Linked DNA regions of Mus musculus: all the other regions are linked to region 1. A link is a loop called in an ENCODE intact Hi-C map of the cell type or tissue named here. Cell type or tissue: heart. All regions are shown on one strand. Each heading gives the region's core, and the rest is flanking DNA. Links, peaks and the distances in the headings are about the cores only.

Region 1 (6,677 bases), core at 521-5,520:
CAGGCTACAGGATGGTGTGAGCCAACGCCTGGGCAAGGGATGACATGGTGTTTCCAGGGAAAACCATCCAGTTGGCCTCAGTTAGAAGCTTTGAGCAAAACAAGATTACCATGGATCCATCAAGTGAGGCTTTGGCCTTTCGGGTCATCCATCAGTGAGTGATAATTTGTGATTCCAGGTAGACTGTCTTGGAAATAAAGGCAAAGCTAAGAGATAGTTCTGTTCCATGAGATAGCTGGAGATAACGGATTCTGTATTATGGTTACATTGTGAGACCTTGTATCAAAAAAGGGGGAGGGGCTACTAATACAACACAGTAGTAGAGCCCCTGCCTAGAATCCCCCAGTGAGGGGCTGGGGGCGTGGCTTAGTGGTAGAGCCCCTGCCTAGAATCCCCCAGTAATAGGTTGGGGGTGTGGCTCAGTGGTAGAGCCCCTGCCTAGAATCCCCCAGTGAGGGGATGGGGGCGTGGCTCAGTGGTAAAGCCCCTGCCTAGAATCCCCCAGTGAAGGGCTGGGGGCGTGGCTTAGTGGTAGAGCCCCTGCCTAGAATCCCCCAGTGAAGGGCTGGGGGCGTGGCTTAGTGGTAGAGCCCCTGCCTAGAATCCCCCAGTGAGGGGCTGGGGGCGTGGCTCAGTGGTAGAGTCCCTGCCTAGAATCCCCCAGTGAGGGGCTGGGGGTGTGGCTTAGTGGGAGAGTCCCTGCCTAGAATCCCCCAGTGAGGGGCTGGGGGCGTGGCTTAGTGGTAGAGCCCCTGCCTAGAAGAGGTGCTATTTAGGAATGATGCAGAATGAGGAGGAGTTGGGAAAGACCAGGAATAAAGGAAGGGTGTTCTAGACAGAGACAACAGACTATCAAGAAGTCTGGTGCTGCTCAGGGTCTATGTGCTAAGACTGTGGAGCCAGTATGGAAGAGAGCTTGGGAGAGGCTGGCACTTGGAGATGGGGCAGGACAGGTGGCAGGGACCCAGTCCTCAGTGGGCCTGGAATGCCACACTCATGTGCTTGGCTGTTAATCTAACAGTAGGGAGCTCTGGAAGGGTTTTGAGCAGAGGAGAACTGGATTAGATGTGCTTTAAAGACTTCATTTTAGGGCCATTTGAGAGGAACTGGAGTGGAGATGGGCGTGGCTAGAACCACGTAGACGCTCGTATTGAGGAGTACCAAAGGCGGGAAAGGACAGGATTCATTCTAGAAGGACTTGGGATAAGTAGGCTTGGTGATTGGCTGCCAGGTTCAGAGTGGAGTTCTCTGCAGGACCTGGCCGCCAACACGCCACTCTCTCCTCTTCCTAGGAGCCCGAGGCCGTGCTTTCCCCCAGGGCCGTTACCTCGAGTGTGCGTCCTGCACCTCTTTGGACCAGAGCTGTGAGAGGGGCCGGGAGCAAAGCCTGCAATGCCGCTATCCTACAGAGCACTGTATTGAAGTGGTGACCCTCCAGAGCACAGAAAGTAAGCTCCCATCTGCTGGGCAACTCCTAGTAGAGATCTTCAAGTCCTGGGAGCAGAGCGCAAGCAAGAGACAACTGAATCCACACACAGTCACGGGACCAACATTCTCAGTGACTGGAAGTTCCCGGTCACTGGATCAGCTTGGGAGTGACCAGGAACCCAGCTACCTTATCATGTCTCCCATATTGCTTTCGTTCTGATGACTGCCTCATGGCACAGTATGGCCACCATAATTCCAGACTTGGTGTCCACATTCCAGAGAGAAGAAAAGGGGAAAGAAGGGCCCCAAAATTCCTTTGTTTTGTAAGGGTTTTCTTTCTAGAAATCCCAGAAACGCATAAGGATCTATTTATCGTTCGGGCCTCCTTTATCTATAACAAAGGGGAAAAGGAACACGAAGCCCTTTGGCTAAGGATGAAGTTACCCTAAGTAGCAAGGGCCTCTGATAAAAGGGGTGTGCGCAAGGGGGCAAATCAACACCCAGCCCCTTACCAGGATCTGCCCTCTGCCTTCTGCAGGGAGCTTGAAGGATGAGGACTACACCCGAGGCTGTGGCAGTCTTCCCGGATGCCCAGGCACAGCAGGTTTCCATAGCAACCAGACCTTTCACTTCCTGAAGTGTTGCAACTACACCCACTGCAATGGTGGCCCAGGTGAGGAGCAGGAAAGATGAAGTGGACATTCCTGTCTCTTTCTACAACTCTCTCTCCTCACTCTCTCCTAAGTCCGTTCAAACAGCATAAGTATCGCCTCTCCTGGAGGTCTGCCCTGACTTGCAAATCTGCTACTGAGTCACTCAATTCTCCATGCCCCAGCTCTGCCCACTCTGGGTGGGGACTGTCTGCTGACAAAGCTGTGTGTCCTGAGATTACAGAGCCAGGCTGTCCAAGCCACCGTGATATCCCAACACAGCATGAGGTTAAGGTCAAGGAAACCATTTCATAGCAATCTCGTAGAAATATAGCTCTTCTATAAACCGAGCTGGAGAGGTGGCTCAGTGGTTAAAGGCACTGGCTGCTCTTGCAGAGGACCGACCAGGTTTGAGTCCCCGTGCCCACCCAGCTCACATCTGTAACCACAGTTCCAGGGCATCTGGTGCCCTCTTCTGGACACCATGGGCATTGCATGCATATGGAACATAGACACCGGTGCAGGCAAGAACTCATACACATAAAATAAATAAATGTGCTTAAAATTGTTAATGTTCTGCAAAACCCTGCTTTTGATTCCTGGGGCAGGCGGTTGAAGCCAGGGTCTTACACATTTCAGCAAGGTCCTCAGACTTGTCAGAAGGCATCTTCACTCACTGAGCCATCTCAGTCCTAAACTTACTATTTCATATTAATTAATTTGAACCTAAATACAATCTCAGTACGCCAGAGGTGGAGCTTCAAAGGTTCAAAGCTGTCTCCTATACAGTGAGTTCCAGGGCTAGCCCAGCTACATGAGACCCTATCACTTTCCACAGTAATAGACATTGTTTGTACTGAAGGCTGAAGAGATGGCCCAGCACCATCTACTAAGAGTAGATACCAGATCTGGAGTCAGTTCCCAGCACCCATGGTGGAACAGCTCACAATTACCTGTAACTCCAGCTCCAAGGGATCTGATGACACACATACTTATAGTTTTCAAATTTGTATTGTGTGTATGAGTGCACACGAGCGCACATGAGCATACCGTAGTTTAATTGTAGGAGTCAGAAGACAACTTTAAGAAGTCATTTCTCACTTCCCACCATGTGGGTCTTGGGGCCTGAACTCAGATCATCACACTTGGCTGCAAGCTCCTCTGCCTGCTTAGCCATCTCATTAGCTCGAGGACTATATTTAACAATAATTCATTTAAACCTTAAGAAACACAGGTAGCCAGTGGATACTACAGTGAACAACTCTGTTTAGTAACTTTTTAGAGAGTGGGGCCTGTTTGATAATACATAGTTTGTTAGGGTCCACCATCAGTTGCCTAGCTAGATGTGAGTGGAGTTCAACCCTGGAGAACCAAATGCCAAAAGAATGCAGTTCCTGGGCATGACCATCAGGTGGCGCCCTATCACCTCAGGCTGAGTGTGGGCAGATGGATGGCTGCATAGACCCAGTGCTCATCTTCGTTCCCTGTCGTTTTTTTTTTTTTTTTTTTTTTTTCCATCTTTAAGTTCTGGATCTTCAGAGCTTTCCACCGAATGGCTTCCAGTGTTACAGCTGTGAGGGGAACAATACCCTTGGGTGTTCCTCCGAAGAGGCGTCTCTCATCAACTGCCGGGGACCAATGAATCAGTGCCTGGTGGCTACAGGCTTAGATGGTGAGGCCCTGTGGGAGCTGGAAGGGGACCCACTGAGGCACTGAGCGCTGATAAGACTGATTGACAGATGGTCCGGTTGGATCTTCCTATGGTAAAGGCGACACTTTAGCTGGGGATGGTGGTACACAGTTTACTCCCAGCACTTGGGAATCAGAGGTAGGTGGATCTCTGGGTTTGAGGACAGCCTGGTCCATACAGAGAGGCCCTGTCTGGGGGGTGGGGAGGAGGCGGTGTCTACCTGCAAAAAGGACAAATTGCAACAAGAGAGTTTGCCTCTGTGGAGCCAACAAGAATAATACACTTCATTACACCCTAATGTTTCTCTTTGAGACTGGGTCTTACTCTGTCGCCCTGGCTGCCCTGGAACTCACTCTGTAGACCAGGCTGGCGTCAAACCGAGAGATCTGCCTGCCACTGCCTTCTGAGTGCTGGGATTAAAGGTGTGCACTACCATAGCTGGTCTCATAAATAATAGTTTTGATGGGGGGGGGGTGCCTGTGTTTTTCATAATGAAAAAGTGCAAAGAGAGTGCTGTCATTGTTTACTGTGTGGCAACCCTCTTCCCGTCTGGCTCTAATAGCAGACAGCTGGTCCCCGGCTCTGCTTTCGTGTTCCGCCTGTTGCAATATCATGTCCTGGGGTTTCTCTGGAAAAGTATCTCTTGTACACACAAAAAGCTTGGAAGGGCCAAATGACATCTCAGTGTTACTATGAAATCAATCCTGGTGTGAGTCTGAGGCACTGCCAGGGGTTCCTGGAACACACTTTGGGAAGCCCTGCTCCCAACAGGGAACTGGTGGTTGGCGATGGCGTCCACCACCAGGAGCCTGTCACTTTCCTGAGAATTCTTACTCGGACTCACCGACTCTTCTTTTTCCTCAGTGCTGGGAAACCGGAGTTATACCGTAAGAGGCTGCGCCACGGCTTCCTGGTGCCAAGGCTCCCACGTGGCAGACTCCTTCCCGACCCACCTCAACGTCTCTGTCTCCTGCTGCCACGGCAGCGGCTGTAACAGCCCCACAGGGGGCGCCCCCAGGCCAGGCCCTGCTCAACTCAGCCTCATTGCCTCTCTGCTCCTGACCCTCGGACTATGGGGCGTCCTCCTCTGGACCTGACTCCTGAGCCGGCAGCCCTGGCTGGACCCAGGGTCTTTTGACTCCCTCCCCCCTGCTCCATCTTTGAGGATGTGTGTGCCCTCGTGTTGTCTTCTTTGGACCTCAGTTTTTCCATGAACCAGAAGAGAATTGGAACAAGGGCTGCGGGCAGCAGGGGCCTCTTAGTTGAGATAATATTGTTGCTGTTATTATTATTATTATCATTGTTATTGCTCTAATTTATTATATAAATATATATATAAAAGATTTTTGTACCAGTGAACAAGGTTGGGTCTCCCCACTGTCACATTTAGCTTGGGAAGATGAGAGCAGCAGGGAATTGTTTTTTTGTTTGTTTGTTTGTTTGATTGATTGATTGATTTTTGCTTTGAGACAGGATCTCACCATGTAGCCCTAGCTGCCCTGGAACTTACTTTATAGACCAGGCTAGCCTAAAACTCACAGAGACCCACCTGCCTCTACCTCCTCAGTGCTTTGATTAAAGGTGTGTACCACCATGCCTGGCTAGGTCTCTTACTGAACCCCAGAGCCCACTGGTTTGACTATGCAGGTTGAGAGGATGCTGCAGATCGTCCTGTCTCCCAAGCACGATAACCACAGAGGTACTAAGACTGTCTGGTTTTTTTGTTTTGTTTTGTTTTGTTTTGTTTTGTTTTTTTTAAATGGGTACAGGGGATCTGAACTCAGGTTCTCCTATTTCTGGAGCCAAGTACTGTATCCACAAAGCTGTCTTCCCAGCCCCCCAGTCTATATCATTGCTGATGCCTTCCACGGGGGTGGGGGAAGGGGGTGGGGGGGCGGGGAGCCAAGGCTATATTTCCCATCATGCCCTGCAGCAGAGAGCCAAAGATGACGTTGTATGAGATGCTTCCTAGTTGAAATAGAAAATAGTCTCACCGTGATGCCTCGCAAAAGACACCGAGGCTAAGGCTTCCTTTCCCATGATGCCTTGCAGTGGGACTCAGAATGTAGAAATGGCCTCACAAGGTCCTATTCTACGGTTTGTATTAGGCCTCAGTCTCTCAGGCTCCTGAGTTGGTCTTACAGGATCTTTAGCTGCAAGAGATAAAATCGCTTTGTGCTGACTTAAGCAGAAACTGTTATTGGAAGTTAGAATCTAGGCAAAGTCCTGGGTCTCCTGGGGTTTGCTGGGGACAAGAAAGAACCTGTGTAAACCAGAAAAGACTCCCTCCTGCTGATTCTGTCCCTCCCTACCCTTGCACACATGCCTACCCGCGTGGGGGGGGGGGGGCAACAAGAGGTCGACCTCAGTCATCTTGCTCAGGAGCACCCATCTTGGATTTAAGACAATGGTCCCCGTTGCTCACTGGCCTGGAGCTCAGACTACCTACTTTTGACTTCCCACATAGTAGACAGAAACACCTACCGTGGAGCTAAAGACCAAAACCACTTCAATTCCTTTTTCCAGGTTCTCACATTTTAGCTAAAGGATCCACCAGTTCTGCCCACGGCTCCCCTCTGCTTGGGGCCAGGGAAGGTCACCTCATCCCGCAGTTCTCACGATCTACGGCCCACTCACTGGGGAGCCAGGAAACAGACCCTGTGGGAGGGATCCTGCCACAAGTAAGAAGGAGTAACTGGAGAGAAAAGCCAAGAAAGTTCCCATCACTTAGAATGTTCTAGTTGGCAAGCAAGCGGGACCGCTTCCACATTATCTGTATGAATCATGTGGCCAAGAGTACACCCAACTCAAGATGGTTGAAAGGAAAAGGGAAATGCTTTTTCTCATACAAAAAAGCAGTTGTGGAGCTAGGGAATTCCTGAGCTGATTAATTCAGTGTCCAAAATGGC
Region 2 (6,677 bases), core at 875-5,874, 56 kb after region 1:
CCCCCAGCTGTAGAGCCCCATCACTGCAGAGAGGGTTCACAGCTACTCAGAGCTCCCCCTGAGCACGCCCGATGAGGCCCTGCTTCCTGAGCGACGTCCAGACCATACTCAGTGCAGGCTGAGAGGCCAGGGGTGGTGTGGGTATCCTGTATCTGATGGTGCAGCCTCGGAGAAGAGGACTGGGTCTTGGTGGGTGAACAGAGTGGCTTGGTGCCTGGACTGTGGCTGCATGGGTGGACAAGGAGGAGGGGGAGGAGCAGGCAGAGATGAAACTGAATGAAGAGCTCTCCATCACCGAGCTCTCCATCACCAACCCCTCCACCACCACCACATCCTGCCCCCTGCAGCTTCTGGGCCACAAAGTCTTCCAGTGTTCTTGCTCATACACTATAACTGAAACCTGGGGCAGTGGGCTGTACTGCAGAACCTCTAGGCAGCCTGAGGGATGTGGGAGAGGTGAAGGGAAGGCCAGGAGGAATCCCTAAGACCTGTCTTTGGCCTCGGAACCACTTTCTGTTGGACAGCACTCTATGGAGGTCGGCTGTGTGTGCGTGGTGAAAGGAAGAGGTGCAGCCAGTATTCGAGCCCAGTCTGCCTGCCCGACAGAGGGCATGGTGGTTAAGACACTGCCGGGGCAGAATCTCTATTTCCTAGGCAAGGACAAGTTTCATCAGCTGGAAAAATGGGGTCCTGACCAGAGCAACTCCACACCATTGTAATGCTGCAATGGTGGCTATTACTGCTCCTGAGACAGTGACAAGCAGCCCTGGCACCTGGGAGTTGACACTGCTAGGCCTCTGTCTAGGGAGCAGACATAGTTTCACAGATCAGCAGCTGGAGGCAAGGCAATGATGGGAGACAAGGTATCCTGCCCAAGCCATGAGTATGACTGGCTCACACGAGGAACTGCTGCTGTAGCAATCTCAGGTCCCGCCCCACCCCCTCTCTCCTGGGTCAGGTTGACTGACCACTGTGGGTTTCTTTCTTTCTTTCTTTTTTTTTTTTTTAAAGATTTATTTATTTATTTATTTATTTATTTATTTATTATATGTAAGTACACTGTAGCTGTCCTCAGACACTCCAGAAGAGGGAGTCAGATCTCATTACGGATGGTTGTGAGCCACCATGTGGTTGCTGGGATTTGAACTCCTGACCTTTGGAAGAGCAGTCGGGTGCTCTTACCCACTGAGCCATCTCACCAGCCCCCCACTGTGGGTTTCTTAAGTCATTACCAGGTGTGGTGGTACATGGCTTTAGTTCCAGCACTTGGGAAGCAGAGACAGGTGGACCACTGTGAGTTCAGAGCCAGCCTGGTCTATAGGCCAGCAGGGATTATACATCTGACACACAGCTGATATCTCAGTTAATTGTAGACACTGTAGCACTGCTCCTAGCTAGAGGCCTTCTCTCAGAAAAACAGGACAACAACCCAAAAACCCAATCATGGATGCTTCTGCTTCCTGGCAGCATCTGATCCTGACTAATAACCCTCTTCTTCGAACCCTTCCTAAAACCACATACACAAGCCCAATTCTATAAACTCTTTTGAACACTCTGCCTGGCTCTTTCCACATGGTATATTTTGCAGTGCCCAATAAATCTGATATGTGACTCAGTGGTAGAGCCCCTGCCTAGAATCCCCCAGTGAGGGGCTGGGGGTGTGGCTCAGTGGTAGAGCCCCTGCCTAGAATTCCCCAGTGAGGGGCTGGGGCGTGGCTCAGTGGTAGAGCTCCTGCCTAGACTTCCCCAGTGAGGGGTTACAGTGTGGCTCAGTGGCAGAATACTTGCCTACTATGCACAAGTTCTTGATTTTGGTTATTATTTTATCTATTTGGTTTACTTGTATGTGTGTGCACCATATCCATGCCTGGTGCCTGCAGAGGTTAGAAGGCATTGGATCTCCAGGACCTGGAGTTATGTATGGTGTGAGCCAATATGCCGGTGCTGAGAGCTGAACTTGAAATCTCTGTAAAAGCAACTAATGCTCTTAACTCCTAAGCTGTCTCTCAATTTTGTTCTGAGAACCACCAAATTGGGTGGGGGGGGGGGGCGGGGGGAGTTGTGTAAGACAGGGTTGGTCTATGTAACAGCCCTAGTTGCCCTGGAACTCAGTCTGTAGGCCAGGCTGGTCTCAAATTCATGGATTCACCTTCCTCTCCCTCCTTGAATGCCGGGATTAAAGACATGACATGAGCCACCACCACTTGTTTTAAATACAGGGGGTTTTGGTTTGTTTGTTTGTTTTTGTTGGTTGTTTTATGTTTTGTTTGTTGAGACAGGGTTTCTCAGTGTAACCTTTGCTGTCTTGGAATCACGCTGTAGACCAGGCTGGCCTCGAATTCAGAGATCCAATTGCCTCTACCTCCAGAGTCCTGGGATTAATGGCGTGTGCCTGGCTTAAATACAGGGTTTTGAAAACTGAACGGTAATCCCAGCTTGTCCAAGCCAGATGTGTTCCTTGTGGTCTCTGCCTGTGAGACACTGATACTACCGCTGCGGTACACCGCAGCCCGACATTAGAGCCGAATGAGATAATCAAGGTCACTCCTCCATACTTGGCATCGAATGCACCCAGTGCAGAGAACACTCAGTCAGGGTCACAGCTGTTATAAAGTAGATGTTATCATTTAAATTAAATTTCATTCAAGTCAAGTTTTCCCCTTTCGACAGCTAATTCCATAACTACCCCATGGAAGTGAGCTGTGATGCCCGTTTTGGTTTGTTTATTAAGACAAGATTTGTCTGTGTAGCCCTGGATGTCCTGGAACTTTCTCTATAGAGCAGGCTGGCTTCAAACTCAGTGAACGGCCTGCCTCTACCTCCTAAATTCGGGGATTAAAGGTGTGCTACCACCATAGCCCGTGTTGCACACGTTTGCTACGGGAAACTGAAGCATAGTCATATTGAAAGTCTAGGGGGAAAGTGGGACAAGAACCCTGGGGACTCATTCCAGGTAATGATATTGCCAGTCACACCCCACAACCCAATCTTCGCCTGGCAGCCCTTTATTCCTCTAAATGTCGTCCTGCTTCTGTTTGTGTGCCCAAATCAAGGGAAATAATTTTGATCATGAGAGGAGGTCATTCCTGGCAGGTAGTCACTGCGGCCACCTGTAGCAGGGCGGGGCGTCGAGATATGGAGGTCCCTTTAGTGTCTGTCACTCCTGCACCCAACCCCTCTTTCTGGCAGTACTCAAAGAGGTCGTCTCCTGGGCTGTCTGGACTCCATTCCTTGGGAGACGCTTGCCCTCTACAGTGTCTTCAGGGCGATGTTCTGATATGAAAGAGAGAGGGGGGGGGCGTGGCTGCCACCAACCTTAGTGGGCCTCGCTCTATTTTTTGACACTCACTGAACTCTAATGACACTCTCACTAGAAAAGCTTCAGCAGTCTCACATGGGAGACTCCTCGGGTTTGTGACACCTCGGTCTTCAAGCCCCTGTGTCCTCATCTTCACGAAACCGAATTCCCTCGAAGGTGGAACTCTTGGTCTTTCTTACCAGCCCCATCCTAGTTTCTCACGTGTCAACCATAACCCCCGCACAAGCAGTGGTGCTCACACTTGAGCCCGCCTTCTCCCAGGAGACATCCTTCTCTGACATTGATTACTGTTTCACCGTAGTCACCGCCGCCCGCGTTCACTAGTTCATTTCTGGATCACGCTGCTCCCATGCACTGCCTTCTGCTCTTAGTTCTTGATGGTCACGGACGCCTCTTGCTTTCCTCCCCGAAGACTGTCCCTTAGCTGCGCCTGACAGTTGGTCGCCACAGCTCTGCCACCGGACGAGAGCGGGATAGTTTTTCCTAGTCTCCAGACTCCAGTGATCTGTTGCACCACCATTGTCCCCGAGTCAGGTTCAAGGTTGCAGTCCGGCACTAATATAGTCACGGCAGGCAAGTCTTCGCAAGGGCAAGTGGAGAGGTCCTTTTCTGTACAGGGGTGCGTGATGATGACGTTGGTTGTGTGCTCCGTACAACGCTAAGCTTACTGCGTGGGCTCATCGCTTCCTGTCCCCCTTTGCCGTACAAACCCTGCACGTACTGCGCAGGCGTATTGGTTGCTGGTCTTGGTGGGGCACCGCCCCAAAACTTTCTGCGCACGCGCATGGGTTTTATTGTGCCTTTGCCCAAACAGCCTTAGCTAGAAAGAAGGAGCTGCCAAAAATTCTTCCTCTCCGCAGTGGCACTCCAAGACACACCGGTCTTGGAAGGAATGACGTCAGTATAGAGCCACCTGAAGGAGTCCGGATGTTTCTAAATCCGGACACTCCTGCCCCTTCAGCCTCCGTCAGCTCGTCTTAAGGGGCTGGGCCTCTGTGCTCTCCAGGCGTGTCACCTCTCTGATCGGTTGGTGATTTGGAATGGGGAGGGGAAAGACCATTCTCGAGTTTGGCAGTCAGGTTTTTGAGGGTTTTTGTTTTCCTTCTTCTGTTTCTTCTTTTTTAAATAGAGAAATGCATTCGTGTGGAGAATGGGCATATACCTGGCTCTCCCAGGAATAGGCCCTGGGGGTTGAGTTTCTAGGTCCTGCAGCGTGACACTGGAGAATGGAAGTAGAGGACAGGCTGGAGGACTGAAGCCTGGATCTACAGTGAATCAGTTAGGAGAGGGTGTTGATTGGTGTGGGGGAGTGCGACGCCTTTAATCTCAGCACTCTGGGAGACAGAGGGGAGAGGATCGATCTCTTGAATGTCAGGCCAGCCTGGTCTACGTAATGAGTTCAGGCCAGCCAGGGCTACACAGCGAGACGCTGTCTTAGAAAAGAAGCAAACAAAAAGTCTTACGTGCTCCCTGACCAATTTCTTTCCCCGCCTCTTGCTTTCCAGCAATGCCTCTGCCTCAGGGTGACGTGACTGCCTTATTCCTGGGGCCTCCCGGCTCGGGAAAGTCCGCCCTGATCGCCGCGTTATGCGGTAAGAATGTGGACACGGTAGAGATTCCCGATGGACGGCAGGACTCTGGAGTCCCCAGCCTGAGAGCTGCGGCTCCGGGCCTCTTCCTGGGTGAGCTGAGTTGCCCACCCGCAGCTCCCGGGCCCTGGGCGGCGGAGGCCAACTTGCTGGTATTGGTGCTACCAGGATCTGAGGGGAGCGAGGAGCCCTTGACCCCAGCTCTGGGAGAGGCAGCGCGAGCCGCCCTGGCTAGAGGAACCCCGCTGCTGGCTGTCCGGAATCTGCGCCCTGGAGATTCCCAGAATGCAGCTAAAGCCCGGGATGAGACTGCAGCCTTGTTGAACAGTGCTGGGTTAGGAGCTGCGCCTCTCTTTGTGCCGCCGGCGGATTGCAGCAGCAGTGACCGCTGCGAGGAGCTAGAGCGCCTGCAGGTGGTGCTGCGGACCCAGGCGGAGGCGCTGCAGAGGTGAGGGGACAGTTCGGGCTGGATGGGGTGGCCTTAGATCCAACTCAGCTACGGAGGTCTTTAAAGTTCTCGAGCCCTGTTCCTAGAGTGTTAGACGCAAGCTTTTCTTGGCTGCCCATTCGTCCATACCCTACTTATTTGCGTAGGACAGCACCCACCACACCCATGAGCACAGAGTTTGAGATCATGGAGACTCTGCCATAAGCAGGGATCACTTTTCTGTCGTTTAAAGCCTGCACCGTCAAGGGTCAACTGGAAAGCCCACCACAAAGGTCCTGTTTCGTGCAAGCTCTCTGGCATCACAAGCCCAGATATATATATATATATGCAAATACTTGTGTCAGACAAGATGCTGGACTCCCATCTCTCGTAACATTTGAGATCCCTCTCCAGCACTCCCATCCTCCTCATTGGCTTGGTTCTCAAGTGACTCCCCTCCCATCCTTCCTTTCGTTAACACCAAACCTTTACAGAGCATTATTTCCGATTGCTCGCCCTGTTCTTCCATTTCCAGTTCCCTCTCAGTTCTACCCTGCCTACTGCCCGCCAATCCACCCAGCCCCTCCCCACCTGCCAGCTGTCTCATTTTATGGTTCTCAAAATGCGACTCAGGAAGGGTCTGCATAAGTTGGAGAGCTGCTTCTCATTTGTTTAGTTAACCTCGCTGGCCCACCAGTACTAGATGAGGTCTCTCTTATTTACATCCACCCTCAGGGACACCATAGGCCATACTGAAATTGCCATTATGTCCTCGCCTTCCTCTAAGCCCCACTCCATAGAAAACGTGTCCTGACCAGCACACCATTGGAAAAGCTCTGACCCCGATCTCTTGATCTGTATCAAGAGAAGTCCAAATAGGGTCCTCATCGTAGTTTCGGTTGGAAACCTGACCTTAGGTTAGTTTACCCGCGGGACCTCTAGGGGACTTAAGCTCTTCCCTGAACTCTCTTAACTTTATGGTCCCGCCTCACCTGGTTTTTTTTTTTTTCTTTCTATCTTTCTTTCTTTTTTTCCTTTTTCTTTTTTTTTCTTTCTTTCTTTTTTTTTTTTTTTTTTTTTGAGACGGGTGTTTCTCTGTATTTCCAGCTGTCCTGGAATTGGCTATGTAGATCAGGCTGGCCTTGAACTCAGAGATCTGCCTGCCTCTGCCACTTGTGCAGAGATTGCAGAGATTAAAGGCGTGCGCCACCACGCCCGGCCGTGCCTTCTTTCTATGTGCATTAGTTCCCTACTTAAATTCTTGAGATTCAGAAAGATTTTTTTTTTTCCCGTAATTGCTCGTTCAGCCCAGCTTTTCCTACTTTTAAAGCTCTGTTGCCTT
Region 3 (6,677 bases), core at 496-5,495, 72 kb after region 1:
AACAGAAGTTAGTTGGTAGAGTTTGCAGGTAAGGAAACGGAGGCCTGGAAGTAGTCAAGGGTGGTGTGCCAGATGTCACAGGACAGGCACACTGTTCTTGAATGGTACTTACGGGGCACAGAGCCACTGTTGCAACCGTCACTTTGACAGCAGTGGGCGTTGGACACCATGTAGTCACTGGGAGTCATGGTGGTTGATACGAAGCCTGAGTAGCAGTCTTTGTACTTCATGCAGGCCTTGAAGGTGTTCACTGACTTTCGGCCCTCTGCAGAGTAGGGGGCAGGAGTGGAGGGATGGCAGTGCTGTCAATCACTTCTTCCTCACCCCTCCCCATCCCTCTCCAGATCACCATGGCATCTGCACTCATATGTGCATACAAACACATATGCATATTCACGTATACATACATTAAAATAAACCTTTGAGACAGGGTCTCACTATGTAGCTCTGACCTACAACTCACTGTAGACCAGGCTGGCCTTGAACTCACAGAGATCCTCCTGCCTCTGCCTCCAGGGTGTTGGCATTAAAGGTGTGTGCTACCACACTTGGCTAAAATAAGTAAAAAAAAAAATTTTTTTTTTTTTTTTTTTTTTTTTTTTTGGTTTTTCGAGACAGGGTTTCTCTGTGGTGTGTGGTGTGTGGTGGCGCACGCCTTTGATCCCAACACTTGGGAGGCAGAGGCAGGTGGATTTCTGAGTTCGAGGCCAGCCTGGTCTACAGAGTGAGTTCCAGGACAGCCAAGGCTAGACAGAGAAACCCTGTCTCAAAAAAACAAAAACAAAAACAAAAACAAAAACAGAAGAGCATTGGGTGAGAGAAACGACTCGCCAGGATGTCATTAAAGAAGTTGGAAAAATCATTTACGTGGTACACCTCGAAGCTGAGGATAAAGCCCTTGAGCAAGAGCTCAGCTTGCTGAATGGGTTAAAGGACATCATGGGGCGGGGTGGGGGGTGCGGGAGAGAAGGTTCAGTGGTTAAGAGCACTGGCTGTTCTTCCTAGACGACCAGATTTAACAACTGTCTGTATGTAACTCCAGTTACAGGGGATCTGACACCAATGTACATAAAATTATTAAAAAAGAGAGGTGACCTTCAGGACTGCACACACACACACATACACACACACGTTTAATGTTAAAAAGGCCATGACAGAAGCACGGCCTTCCTTTGTTACAGCCTTCCGCCCGTCCGTCTCTCAGCTGGAATCACTGTCCTATAACTAAGGCTCTCTCTTACCATTGAAAATGAACATCCAACCCAATCGTCCTTATTTCCCCATCATCTCTGAGGTCTGGGGTGCTCTCTTTGATTTAGGCTAGCCTCTCCCAATGTACTTCTGGGCCTCCCCATTTCCATCCTCTCCCTCCTTCCTCCTCTTACCCCACCCCTCCACACCTCTCCCTTGCCTTCTTTGCTCTCTCTCATCCCCCTTCCTCTCCCTTCCCCTCCCTCACCCTCCCTTTCCCTTTCTTCCTTCAGCCTTCCTTCTTCCTCCCTCCACCTCTCCCTCTCCAGATCTTTCCCCTTCCTCTCTCCCCCTTCTTCCCCTTCCTCCTCCTCCTCCTCCTCCTCCTCCTCCTCCTCCTCCTCCTCTGCCATCTGTACCTCCCACTTTCTTCTGTGCTTGTTTTTAAGTCAGGGTCTTGCTGTACAGCTCAGGCTGGTTTCAGACCTGTGACTATCCTCTTGCTCATCACCCTATCCCGGCACCTCTACTTTCTCTAGATTTATTTGCTCCATTCCTCAGGGTCTTTCTCTCATCAGGCAGCTCCTTTCTGTTCTCTCCTGACCCTAACACCATCTCCTCTTCCTTTGCGCCCAACAGATTTGCTTAAGAGCACAAACTGCTGGAGGCTGGAGAGGTGGCTCAGTGGTTAAGAGCACTGGCTGCTCTTCTAGAGGTCCTGAGTTCAATTCCCAGCAACCATATGGTGGCTCACAGACATCTGTAACAGGATCTGATGCCCTCTTCTGGTGTGTCTGATGACAGCTACAGTGTATTCATATAAATGAATAAACCTTAAAAAATCAAATATTAAAAAAAAAAAAAAAAGCACCAACTGCACTTGCAGAAGATCCAAACTCAGCTCGTCTCACCGGTGTCTCGAAACTGCCTGAAACGTTTGCTCCAAGGGATCTTTCTCCTCCAGGCCCCATAAACACTGTGCTTTCTTGCATAGCCCCCCCCCCCCCCACACACACAAATAATTAATTACAAATAGAATTTTTCTTAAAAACAAAAAGAAAAACCAGTTTCCCTCCTGCTACTTTCTTGTGTCCTCTCATAGTTACCTCACCAAGCTCCTCATATTTTATGTGCATGAGTATATATATGTAAGTGCTTTACAAGTGTGCAATACCAGTGGTAACCAGAAGAGGGCATAAAATCCCCCGAGATTTTAGTTACAGACCATTGTGAGCCACCATGTTGGTACTGGGAATTGAACTCTGGTCCAGTGAAATTGACTGGCGCTTTATCTCTTCCTTCTTCCATTTCAACCCTCCCCTGATTTTCTTCCTACATTTCACTGTGACTATCCCCCACCTACAGTTAGAGGTCCCTCCCAATCCCTTCCGCTGAAGCCACACCCTCCTACTTGTGCTGGACTCGCTCACTAGGACCACGCATGCGTCTTTGCCGTCTTCACAGGTCTTCATCTTCCCGCTGCATGTGTGCCCCGAGCCTTTGCACACCTCACAAGTTAGAGGGCACCCTGCAGCAAGGAGAGTGGAGAACAGGGTATATGGTCATGGTTAAAGAAGGTCTTCAGACCGTGACTTGGGCTTTGGAGAGGTGACTTTTGGGGAGGGACCGGGCTCTTTCTAGTTTTCCATGGGTGGGACATTGAGAACTGTCCAGGGAACTGGCTATAGAGTCAAGGAAGCCGTGGCGATGCCAGTGAAGTGGCGTCCAGGGCAGGAAATGACTCTACCACAGAGCCTGTTTTACTTAATAATTACAAGGCTTGGGGACTTTGGATGCCAGGGTCCCCTGAGCAAGCTCAGACGCAGGGATAGTGGCAGAGGTGCTATGGAGCTTTTGCAAAATTTCAGGTCCAGCTGGTTCTTGGGGTGTGGAACTTCCCTCCCTTAGGAAGGTACCACGGAAGTCTGGCAGCTCAGGCAGAGGTACCTGACTCTGAGGTCTGGGTCCTACATTTGAAAGGGAGACTGAGGCCCAGAGGTATCGCTGGCATCAGTTCCTTGGTCCTGACAGAGGAGGAACCTAGCCATTTGGGTCACAGGGACAGTGAAGCTGGCTTGGAGTACTGTGTCTAAGTAAAAGAGTAAGATGAGGTCCTGAATCCCTCTAGGTCCAGAGAGAAAGGCCATCTCTCTCCTTATTACTAATTTTAAAGTTTGCCTTTGATGGCCAAGCTCTCTCATCTGCTTTCCTAGAATTCAGATGTCATGTTCTGAGGCCCTTCCTAGAGGACAGACCATGCAGGGCCCATCAAGCCTTCTCAGACCCCAGGTTTTCACCTCTTTATTCTCCTAAATCTCATTTCTCAGGCTATCCCTCTCTTGAGGACATTGCCCAATGCCCTCTGAGGTACTGGGGAAGAGGACCAGGTCCCTTTGTCACTTACCGAGACCCAGGAGGGTACAGAGCAGTGTGAAGGCCAGCAGGAAGGTCCTGTGTCTTCTAAACAGAATCATGGTGTGTGAACCTGTAGTCCCAGGTCCTCAGCCCTTATAAGAAGCTGGGGAAGGGCGGGTCTGGTCCCACCTTCACCCTGGGGTGAGAAATAGCTGAGCTCAGAACCCATGGGAGTCTTCCACAGCCTCCGGGTCAGAGCCACGGAACCAGCATCCACAAGAAAACTGAACCACTTGGACCCAGCCCTTTTCTGCACCTGGGCCCAAATTTCTTCCACCTGGACCCAGAAGCTCAGTTATGTATCCAAGCACCTTTTTTTAATTGTTGTTGTTCACAAATCTTAAGGTAGGAGTGGGTCATCTGATTCCCTGAGGGTGCAGAGCAACTTTGGAGACTGGCATCCATCCTCTTCTCCTTTCCCAAGGAGGCGCCCAGCGTAGGTTGGGTCCTAACCGGGGAGCGCCCAGCATGTCTAGACCCGTCCTGCGGGGGCCGGGCGCCTTGTGGCCTTTCCTTTCTCTTTCGTGTGCCTGCCTCACCTTCATGCTTCTGTATTCGAGCTGTGTCCAGCTCCAACCCCACCCAGGGATGTGCCCCTGGGTCTTGAGGGGACTGAACAAAAGAGGTCCTGTCAGCAGACAGAGACGGGCAAAGTTGGAGACAAATGCTTACAAGGCATTGGGGAACCAAGGTATTTGTGGACGCACGCAAGTATATTGTGCACAATTTGTATTAAGATCTTTCTCCCTCTCTTTTGGTGTTAGGTCATGAGCTAAGAGAGGTCTGAGATCTTTGTCGGCCATCTGTCTGTCGATGTTCGTCTCTGTGTGTCCATCCGTCCGTCCGTCTGTTTGTCTGCATTTGGAGAGAGAAGGGGAACAGAGCGTGTCCGCAACAACAGGTGCCAGAGATCTTATTTCAAACAGGATTCAGGCTTCAGGAAACTCTCAGCTTCAGCGTTTCTGAGCAAGGCTCTGGTTTGGTTGGTGACCTCACGGTCCAATGACCAGGGCAAATTACACGTAGGACCCAATCACTGAGGCCGCTCTTGTTGCTAGGTTCCCAGGAAGCCGAGTCTCCACGTTATCAGGCGGCTAGGCCGGAGAGTGGTGGAACCTGAGAGAGGCGGGGCCGGAGGGGGAATGCCTGTTGCTAAGGGAACCCGGCGCCTCGCTCGCGGAGAGGCCCAACCGAGCATGCGCAGTGTTGACGTGTGCGCCGGCGCGCCGCGGTTTGAAAGGCCCGAGCCTTGCGCGCTTGCGCACTGAGTCCCGTGCAGGGCGCGCGCGCTCCCCCAACCTTCTCCGGGGGCCCCCCGGAGCTGCAACCCTTCTTCTTCATTCCCTGGACGGTCGGGCGTCCACGGGCGTGGACATGCCGGAGATCAGCCTCCGCCACGTCGTGTCCTGCAGCAGCCAGGACTCGGTGAGGGGCTGACGTGGGAGCAGCGGGGAGACAGGGGCTTCCTGAGGGATGCTGAGGACTTTGGAAGCGCAAAGGGGGGGGGGGATCTTGGCGGGATTCTGAGCGGGGCTCCGGGTGGGGTTTCCAGAGGCTGGACGTGCATTCCGAGAGAGACGGGCAGTTAGGGAAGTTTGGGGCCACTGTGGAGAGTAAGGAAAAAGAGGGGCCTGGGAAGTTCTAACTGTGAAGAAAAACTCGGTGAAAGGAAAACTCGAGGCAGGGGTGTGTGTATGCGTGTGTGTGTGTGTGTGTGTGTGTGTGTGGTGGGACTGGCGTGAAGTCAAGTGTGGAGAGTCGGCTAGCTCTTGGGAGTTTAAACATTCAAAAATAATCTTATTTTTAAAAGTCAGCTTTATTTAAAGAACTTCCACCTTTCCACCCTTGCCTGCAGACCCATTGTGCCGAAAATCTTCTCAAGGCGGACACTTACCGGAAGTGGCGGGCAGCCAAGGCAGGAGAGAAGACCATCTCTGTGGTCCTACAGGTGATGCTGCCATCTCCCACCTCCTCATTCCCGGGGCAGTGAGACCCCCGCTCACATTCCACTGCCAGCTGGCTGGAGGTTGAGTCGTTTCCTTTCTGTAGTAGAGAGCTTGCTCGGCTAACTTGCCTGGAAAATGGGCTTAGAAATCCCTGTGCCTCCAGGAATCCTTGGGTAACCCTGAGTAGGTTGACTCTACTTCTGGGCCTCAGTTTCATCAGCTGGGACAGTGTCAGCCATTACTGTTAACTGTGTCCCCCGGGGCCAGAAGGTGGCCAAGAAGAGTATCTCCATAAATCAGTTTCATTGTAAAGACGACCGACATGGAAGGGTGGATGGCTCAGGCCTGTAATCCTGGTTGCTTGGGAAGTTGAGATAGGATAACAAGTTCAAGGCCAGCCTGCACAACTTAGAACCTGTCTGGAAATGAGAAATAACTACCCTCACGAGGACTATTAACATAGGATTAGGCAGATAGCTCGGCTGTTCAGGGCTTGCCTGGAGCATGTCAGACCCTTCCTTGGTTCCATCCCTAGTACCTCAGAGAGTAAAGGAATGAAACGTGTAGGGAAGGGAAGTTTTGTTTGATTGGTTTTATTGTTTTGTTTGTGAGATAGAGTCTCTCTACGGAGCCCTGGTTGTCCTGGAACTCACTCTATAGACCATGCTGGCCTCCAACTTACAGAGATCCTCCTGCCTCTGCTTTCAGAGTGCTGGGATTAAAAGCATGTACCACCCCACCCTATTCTCCTTTTAAAATTTTTCTTAAATTGAAGCTAGTCTTGAACTCCTGATCCTTGTCTGTCTATCTGGGGCAGAGGAGTTCCAAGTGTATACCATCATGCCTAGCATCTGTCAGTTTGCCTTTCCTTCATTTAGCTTACAACACACACACACACACACACTCAGTACTGTGCAGGCTAGGCAAGAGGTTACTAATTGAGCCATGTCCCTATCTTTCTGACTTTGACTACTTTTAAATTTATTTTAAGCTGGGCAGTGGTCATGGCACACCTTTAATCCCAGCAGTTGGGAGGCAGAAGCAGGTGGATCTCTGAGTTTGAGGCCAACCTGGTCTACAGAGTGAGTTCCGGGACAGCCAGAGCTACATAGAGAAGCTCCCATG

Evidence for each region. Peaks named below come from ENCODE experiments on the same cell type or tissue, not always from the same donor. Only the 100,000 strongest peaks of a DNase experiment are listed, where the experiment ranks them.
Region 2: it touches region 1 in a loop (2.4-fold over the local background); 5 of 42 quality-filtered maps call a loop at or near these places.
Region 3: it touches region 1 in a loop (2.2-fold over the local background); 5 of 42 quality-filtered maps call a loop at or near these places.

The regions. Positions count from the first base shown.
Region 1 is chr7:24,470,607-24,477,283 of GRCm38, forward strand. Plaur (plasminogen activator, urokinase receptor) reads left to right here. Exons shown (of 7, transcript NM_011113.4): 4 at 1,293-1,448; 5 at 1,967-2,101; 6 at 3,604-3,750; 7 at 4,633-5,362. The coding sequence ends at 4,865. Among named protein-coding and RNA genes, the nearest start is that of Cadm4, 8.1 kb to the right of the region's middle. In heart, for the core only: CTCF peaks have their summits at 2,559 (motif pointing left), 3,485 (motif pointing right) and 4,748; DNase peaks (open chromatin) are centred at 3,513 and 3,783.
Region 2 is chr7:24,526,560-24,533,236 of GRCm38, forward strand. It overlaps Irgq (immunity-related GTPase family, Q), which reads left to right and starts at 4,089. Exons shown (of 3, transcript NM_153134.3): 1 at 4,089-4,345; 2 at 4,825-5,356. The coding sequence starts at 4,827. In heart, for the core only: a CTCF peak has its summit at 5,313 (motif pointing right); DNase peaks (open chromatin) are centred at 3,199, 3,992 and 5,192; H3K4me3 peaks cover 2,901 bases; H3K27ac peaks cover 2,583 bases.
Region 3 is chr7:24,542,329-24,549,005 of GRCm38, forward strand. It overlaps Pinlyp (phospholipase A2 inhibitor and LY6/PLAUR domain containing), which reads right to left and starts at 3,677. Exons shown (of 5, transcript NM_001037143.2): 1 at 3,596-3,677; 2 at 2,603-2,719; 3 at 113-265. The coding sequence starts at 3,665. Xrcc1 (X-ray repair complementing defective repair in Chinese hamster cells 1) reads left to right here and starts at 4,371. Exons shown (of 18, transcript NM_009532.5): 1 at 4,371-4,507; 2 at 4,665-5,031; 3 at 5,462-5,554. The coding sequence starts at 4,981. In heart, for the core only: a CTCF peak has its summit at 2,388 (motif pointing right); DNase peaks (open chromatin) are centred at 4,145 and 4,713; H3K4me3 peaks cover 1,557 bases; H3K27ac peaks cover 1,518 bases.